Regions from separate parts of the Mus musculus genome. Here region 2 is linked to region 1. The links are chromatin contacts, found by Hi-C or POLR2A ChIA-PET in ENCODE. All regions are on one chromosome and are shown on one strand. The core of a region is the stretch at or near the end of the contact, and the rest is flanking DNA. Distances in the headings are between cores, read along the strand shown. Region 1 holds the start of C130036L24Rik (RIKEN cDNA C130036L24 gene). Region 2 has its middle 6.0 kb from the start of Gm32700.

Region 1 (3,748 bases), core at 341-2,840:
GAGGGAGGGAGGGAGGAAGGGGCTTGCCATTCAACCATTTACTACATATCCTGTATTTCTAAGACTTCCAGACATTCAATTCCACCGGTTTATTGCTGCAAATAGCTTCTTACCTCCTCTTCTCCACTGCTGTCATCTTCATCTTCTGACATTTCTTCATCTTCACTATCCTCTTCCACCTCCTTTGGAGGAGGAGCCATTTTCTTGGCCTCACCGTGGGTTTTGCCAGCCTACAAACGCACACAAAAATTGCACGCATTTTCAGTCACTTTGCCTTTGGCCACCACCTTTTTCTTACTAAAGGACACAAGCATAAAGACTTCTTCTTGGCCAGGCATGGCATTCTCCTGGCAGTTTTTTCTGCGAACCGCGCATAATTTTTTTTTCCTTCTCACAGATAACTGAGCAGACAGAACTCTACACCAAGAAACAGCCACAGGTTATAAAGTCTCCTAGTCGTGGCCATCTATTTTCTGGCATCTTCCACAAAAAAAAAAAAAAAAAAAAAAAAAAAACCCAGTTAAAGGGATCCCTTTAAGTTATTTGCTGGGGAAGGGGGTATCTCGAAATCACCTCTTAAAGCAGCACCACGTAACCCAACTGCTTCCCACTTTCTCTCGCTTCCAGCCCCACCACGTGGAGTCACCACGCCGCCACCTCAGGGGTCCACCACGTGTCCATCCCGGTCACCGGCAGAGACAGCAGATCGCCGGGCCACCCATCCATCCCCACGCTGCCGTCCCCCTTTCCGGGGTACTACAGACACTCCCCCACTGCCCCGGGTCGCGCGACACGTGCGGGGCTCCGCAGAGCACGTGGCGGGCCGCGCACCAGAGCACGTGCGCGGGGAGGCGGGGCCCCGGGACCGCTCGCCGCCTAAGGTTGGCCCTCTCTTCCCACGCCGTGCCCCTATCCGCTCTCAGCTCCTCCGATCTCTCCTCACACCGTCCCCTCCCGCCCGCTACATCCGAACCCTCGATATCGCCCTCCCGGAAACCTGCCTCCGCTCTTCTCATCCCCCTAAGTCAGAGGGCAAGCACCGCGAGACCTCCCGCTAGTCGCGCGAGACTTTCCCCCCCAGCATGGCGCCCTCGAACGCGCCCGGGATTGCGCGCAAGCCCTCCTCCCCTCCGCGACGGACGGGCGGGCGCGCGCGCGTCCCTCCGAAAGCAGGGGCCTAGTCGTCCGCGTCGGCGCGCCAAGGCCTCTTACCTTTGCGAGCTTCACCATGGTGGCGGATTACGGCGGCGGCGCGTGTGGAGAGCGAGCAGCTCGGAAGAGCTCAGCGGAAGCCACACGAAAGCGACTGCAGTAGCGGGTACCGACGACTCTGGAGCACGTACAACCGCCTGCCAGCTACAGCTAGCGTCTGAGGCAAAAGACTGAGCCTGCCCAGTAATCGCCTCTGGAAAGGCGACGAAGGGGGTCCTCGTGACTTCGGCTCCACCAACCAGAGCTCGCGTCCGTCCCCGGAGCCAACCGCGAGCCTTAACGCGGGGCAGCGTGAGGCGGGCCTAAGGCTTGACGAGGGCGGGGCTCTTAGGGGCGGGGCCTGACGTCTGCTCCTGAGGGCGGGACTCGTTTGGGCCCAGGCGGACGTTGACTGGTCAGTGTGCGGGTCCTTTGAATGCTCCTGAGCGCCGGGCTCTCCCCACGCCTGCGCAGTGGGACGGGCGAGTTTGGCGCGGCTTGTGTGTGAGGCGCGGGTAGGTGGCGGCGTGGCCCGGATTCCCTCAGGTGTTCCGAGGCAGCATGGGCGGCGATGCTCAGGTGGTCTGGGCGTTTCTCGGTGCTTTCCCCCGCGCCGCGTGGTCCTGCTGAAGAACGCCGGAAGGCCTAGGGTTCCCTCGGGCTGATGAGCGGGCCTCGGCCTGTTCTCCGCGGAGTCGCGAACGGCTTCTTGGCTATGATGCGAGTCCCCGCTTTCCTGAGAGCTCCTAATAAAAGCAGTTGTGCGTGTGTGTGTGTACGAGCAGTGCACAAGCGATCCATGTAATGTCGGTGACCTCTCGCGGTAGGTATAACTCCAGGTTCAGAGAGGTGACTTCCTGGTGTGGTGGGGAGAAGTACTCGGCCCGCCTGTGACCACGCTCACAGGTTCCCTCCATGGCGGGGGGAACGAGAGAGTTGTCTGGCGTTGCTTTAAATGGATTGCAACCAACTGGTTCCAAGCATAGCACACAGGCGCCCTTCATCAGCTAACAACATCCACTAGAAATGACCTGTGGAGTTTTCGTCCGGAGTTGAGATAGGACTTTATTCTTTACTGTCCTAGAGCACACATGTAGACCATGTTAGCCTCGACCTGTATCGGCACGCCTGGCCCGACCTAGGAGATGTTATTTTATGAGACAGGTTTTCTCTGTGTATTCCTGGCTGCCCTGGGACTCACGCTGTAGTCCAGGCTGGCCTTGAACTCAGAGATCCCCCTGCCTCCCTAGTGCTGTGATTAAAGTCATATGCCATCATACCTGACTTCAACCTCGGGAGATTTTAATGCGAGTGGGATGTGTTGAGTCCCCAAGTTTTTTTATCTGAACTCGGGCCTTTGGAGATAAGTAGAAATAGTCACTGTGTGATGCTTACTTACTACGGCCTTCCCAACGCGGTGGAGGGCAGCCACAGCTACACACCAGTGCGCTCTTGTCAGGGCAGGAGATGGCGAACCCGAGTTGTGGTGTGGGGGCATTGTCTTTATAGCGAGACCGGTCACACCTTGTACTGTATATTATGGAACCAAGGGAGACTCTTGGGTAGAGAGGTAGGAAGGGTGGTGTGAGGAAGACTCTAGATATTTCCAAGCAGAGCAAGCTAAAGGCATTCGGGAGGAGACAAGAAGATGAGCTGTGAGTGTGAAATGACTTGGGTGACATGGCTTCCTTTGTCAATCCAATCTATCTGTATGGGCTATCCTCAGCCCTCTGGTGTACAGTGCCACTAAGAGACCTCTGCTTGCACCCAAGGTTAGTTACACTCTCAGATATCAGCTGCCTAGTACTTTTCTTGGCCATTTATTGTTCATTTGCCCCTTCCCCAGACAGCACAGACTGTTGTCTGCTTTATTCTTGGTACCTAAAGCATTGCCTGGCATATGATAGTGTTGGAAATTACTTGCTAACTGGAGTGAACAGAAGTTTGAGTGCACCAGCAGCAGGGACAGCTTGCAGGATTTGGTGTTTCTGTGGAATCAACACCTAATCCATGTGTGATGCTTATACAAATTATAATTGAATATAACCATATCATATTGGATCCCCAATATCCCTGTAGAAAGCATGGGGTGGCAGCATATAACTAACAACTCCAGCACTGGGGGTTACAGGGAGCAAGGACAGGAGGATCCCTGGCATCTGCTAACCAGCCTGTCTAGCCATGAAAGGTGACCCTGCTCAAAAAAATAAGATAGAGGTGGTGTGAGGATGTTAGTGCCTGTCTGGTATGCACAAAACCAAGATCAGTAACTGTCCAGTTATTATACAAATAGAGCCAAGTACCAGGTTCTATTTCAGCTCTTTAGAAATTTTAAATTAATAAATGTATTCAAAATAGACTAAAAGCATCGCTGCTCACAGACATGAGGGCAAAGAGCAGCAGTTCTCAACGTGTGGGTCTCAACCCCTTTGAGGTCAATACCCTTTTATAGGGGTCATATATCAGATATCCTGCATACATTGCAATTCACAGCAGCAAAATTAGTTATGAAGTAGCAATAAAACATTTTATGGTTGGGGGTCACCACCACATGAGA
Region 2 (3,514 bases), core at 863-3,362, 88 kb after region 1:
GCCTGGTCTACAAAGTGAGTTCCAGGACAGCCAGGGCTACACAGAGAAACCCTGTCTCAGGAAAAAAAAAAAAAAAAAAAAAAAAAAAAAAAAAAAGAATACTGCAAAGGTGATTGTGTCACTTACTAGACTGTGAGGACAGTTTTGCTAGGCTACCTTCGTCCCTGCTTGTGTTAAAAGAACAAGCTGCTCGTGTGTGCTGAAGGCCCTGTGGCAAAGACACCAGAACACCAGCTAGAGAGCCAGTGTGGCAAAGACGCACAATCGCAGCACTTGGGAAGACAAAGCAAATTCAACAGTGCAGGGTCATCCTTGGCTACAGAGTGAGATCGAGGACAGAGACGTGAGGCTTGGTCTTTGAACAAAATGTAGTCATGTTAATAAAGGTCCAGCTACCACCAGACAGGAAACTGGCCCAGGGTCCAGGGTTTGGAAGGTGGCTCACAGGAGCTGGGCGTGGTGACACTCCCTTGATCCCAGCACTCGGGAGGCAGAGGCAGATGGATTTCTGTGTTTAAAGCCAGCCTGTTCTACATAGTGAGTGCCAGAAAAGCCAGAGCTATGGAGAAAGACCCTGTCTCAAACAAACCAAAGGAGGTCAGGGCTTGGGGGGAAGAAAGCAAACAAAAGCCTAAAAGCCTGTACTAAATTCTGCCTACAGTCCTGAGATTAGAAACTTTTCTTTCCCCAGAGGATCTTTTATTGTTATTTCGAGACAGGTTTTCTTTTTGTAGCCTTGACTGTCCAGGAACTAGCTGTAGACCAGGTTCGTAGATATCCACCTGCCTTTACTCTACCTTCCAGTGCTGGGATTAAAGGCAGGTGCTACCACCCAGCTCTCTAGTGGATCTTTAGCTAGGACCTCAGCCTTGGCCATACTTTGTAGCCTTGCAAAATACCTAGCCCAGATCTTTCCTCTCCTATTTATTTATAGGTATGTTTATTTTATGTATATGGGTGTTTTGCCTGCATGTACATATGTGTACCGTACCATATGCATGCCTGGAACCTGTGGAGGTCACAAGAGGGCACTGGTTCCTCCTGGAACGAGAGTTCAACCACTTCGTCTTTGAATTCCCAGTTGTCAATCATAAGGCTAGTCATTTCCCACTATGTTCCTACTGCCTACTGACTAAGTGCCAGGTCTCCTGTTAGGTGTAAGATGCGGACAACACAGAATAGCATGCTTCTTGGAGGCCAGTAGTCTGATGACATCACCAGAGATATGGACCCACCCTCTTCACACAAGACCAGGCCTCCTTGTCCTTATTTTTCAACAGGACCCACAGCAGCCGTCAAAGGTCTCTGTTTATGAAATGAATGCTTGCCGTGAGTTCAGGCAGGTGTTAGGAAATATACAAACTTAAAACATAGCCCCCCAGTCCTACACATACACACTATATATATATATATATATGTGTGTGTGTGTGTGTATATGTGTGTATTTATATATATATTATATATGTGTGTGTATATGTATATATATTATATGTATGTATGTATATATGTATGTATGTATATATATATATGAGCAAAAGCCACAAAGTTGTGGGGGTATCTGATTTAGTGATGTCCCCTGAACTTGACATTCTCGTCTAAAGAGGACATCGGCTGACTTGGCTTACCTGTCCTGAGCGGAGGCTTTGGGGATGGGGTGCTGGGATTAAGCCGAAGCTTCAGCAGCCTGTGATGGTTAATGTCGGCTAGCGTTATATGTTGCAGTCAAATGTCTGAACTGGGGGTGGGGTGGGGTGGGGGGAATCCTGTGCCAGTGATCACAGATTTCAGCATCTGATTTATCTGAACCTTGGAGGACTTTTGCAACAAGGTACAAAGCAAGTGCCCTATGGGCACATACAACTGGGCTTTATTACCCTGAACCCTGCTGTCCCCCACTATCTAGAGCTGATTACATAGGCTGTTCAGTGACTGTTGATAGTCCCACCCAATAGGACCTCAAGGAGTACTGCCATGGAAAACAGCCCACCCCGCCCCCACTTCTGGCCATCATAGGCAAACCCGGTGAACCCTGTGTTCATTTCTCTGGGTAGTCCCCTTTTCCAAGAAAGGGGTACAACTCTTGCCCAGCGCCCCCAGCTGAGGAGCCTGGAACTTGGCCAGGGTTGCACCGCGCATTCTCATTGGCTCCATCGCGGAAGGGTTTTCTGCTCGGGCTCAGCTCTGCACCTGGGGCCTCCGCTATCTCCACTCAGAATTTCCAGGGCGCTTGAAATCCGCCAATGGAAAGCCCCCACCCAGCATCTGGGCAGCGAGGAGAAGGCCTCCAGGCACCTCTCAAGTCTGACAGGGTTCCTGGAAGACTGCCTGGAGTTTTGCTTCCTTCTCTGGAACTTGTTTACTTCAGCTTGCAGTCTCTCCCCTGGGGCTGGTGGGAGCCTCATCCCGAGGGCAAGGGAACTTGTATATGTGTTTGTTCCTCCACTCCAGTTTGCTCTCCCGGTCTTCTGGGCAGAACCCATGTTTCCTTCTCATTTAGGTTGAAGAGAAATATCCCAGAACATGTGGGGAGTGGAGGTTGGGAGCATACAACTGCCCTTTCCCCTGTCTAGAGTCTAGAATGTCCCAGATTCTGTGAAACCCTCATTCTCTCACTTTTCTGTTGAATCCTCGAGATTTGGTGACTCCCAGCTCTGATCTGACCTCTAGGCCGAGGGTGGTGTTTCACTCATCCTCTGAGACTTGGCAGGCCATTCTAGAAGGACGACTGGGTTACACTATTTCCTTGGGGCCCCTGGCTTCAGTACAGGACACAGCTCACGGGCTAATGCACTCCTCTGCAGGCTTCTAGCAGCTGGGGAGTGATTCATGATGCTGAATGCCAGGGAGGGAGGGAGAGAAGAAAGGAAAGGAAGGAGGGAGAGAGGGAGGGGAGAGAAGGAAGGGAAAACTCTTTTTTCCTCCATGCTGGGTTTTGAACCTAGGATGTTAAAGCTTGCTAGGTAAACATTCTGCCACGGAGCCGCATCCCAAACTCTCTTTATCTCTTTTCAAATTCTTTTTTTTTTTTTTTTTTTTGGCTTGGTTTTTGTTTTTTGAGACAGGGTTTCTCTGTGTAGCCCTGGCTGTCCTGGACCACACTCTGTAGACCAGGCTAGCCTCGAACTCAGAAATCTGCCTGCTTCTGCCTCCCAAGTGCTGGGTGGCTGCCTGGCTTCAAATTCTTAAAAAAAAAAAATTATATATATATATATATATATATATATATACACACACACAACATACATACATACTATGTAGCCATCTTCAGACATACCAGAAGAGGGCATCAGATCCCATTACAGAGCCACCACGTAGTTGTTGGGAATTGAACTCAGGACCTCTCTCTTAACCACTGAGCCATCTCTCCAGCTCCTAAACCCCCTTTTCAAATTCTTTTTCTTAAGTTAATTTTTATGGGTATCTGGCTTTCATGTATGTCTGAGCACTGTTGGATAACCTGGGACTGGAATGAGCCACCAGGTGGATGCTGGGAATTGAATCCTGGTCCCCTGGA

What was found. A loop is a pair of places that touch in the nucleus more often than their neighbours do. ChIA-PET counts read pairs that join two places held with the same protein, here RNA polymerase II (POLR2A).
Region 2: POLR2A ChIA-PET joins it to region 1 with 10 read pairs in embryonic stem cell. The contact joins the enhancer-like site here to the promoter of C130036L24Rik in region 1. A Hi-C loop is called at or near these places in 1 of 37 maps with a recorded cell type or tissue (regulatory T cell). POLR2A ChIA-PET finds 5 or more read pairs at or near these places in 4 of 5 experiments (Patski and embryonic stem cell).

The regions. Positions count from the first base shown.
Region 1 is chr1:86,357,994-86,361,741 of GRCm38, forward strand. It overlaps C130036L24Rik (RIKEN cDNA C130036L24 gene), which reads left to right and starts at 1,591. Exons shown (of 2, transcript NR_015507.3): 1 at 1,591-2,014. It overlaps Ncl (nucleolin), which reads right to left and starts at 1,462. Exons shown (of 14, transcript NM_010880.3): 1 at 1,213-1,462; 2 at 114-230. The coding sequence starts at 1,230.
Region 2 is chr1:86,445,730-86,449,243 of GRCm38, forward strand. No RefSeq gene overlaps it. Among named protein-coding and RNA genes, the nearest start is that of Gm32700, 6.0 kb to the left of the region's middle. Within about 2 kb of position 2,113, at least 2 of the 3 ENCODE cell types and tissues checked have a DNase peak (open chromatin) inside an H3K27ac peak, as active enhancers do.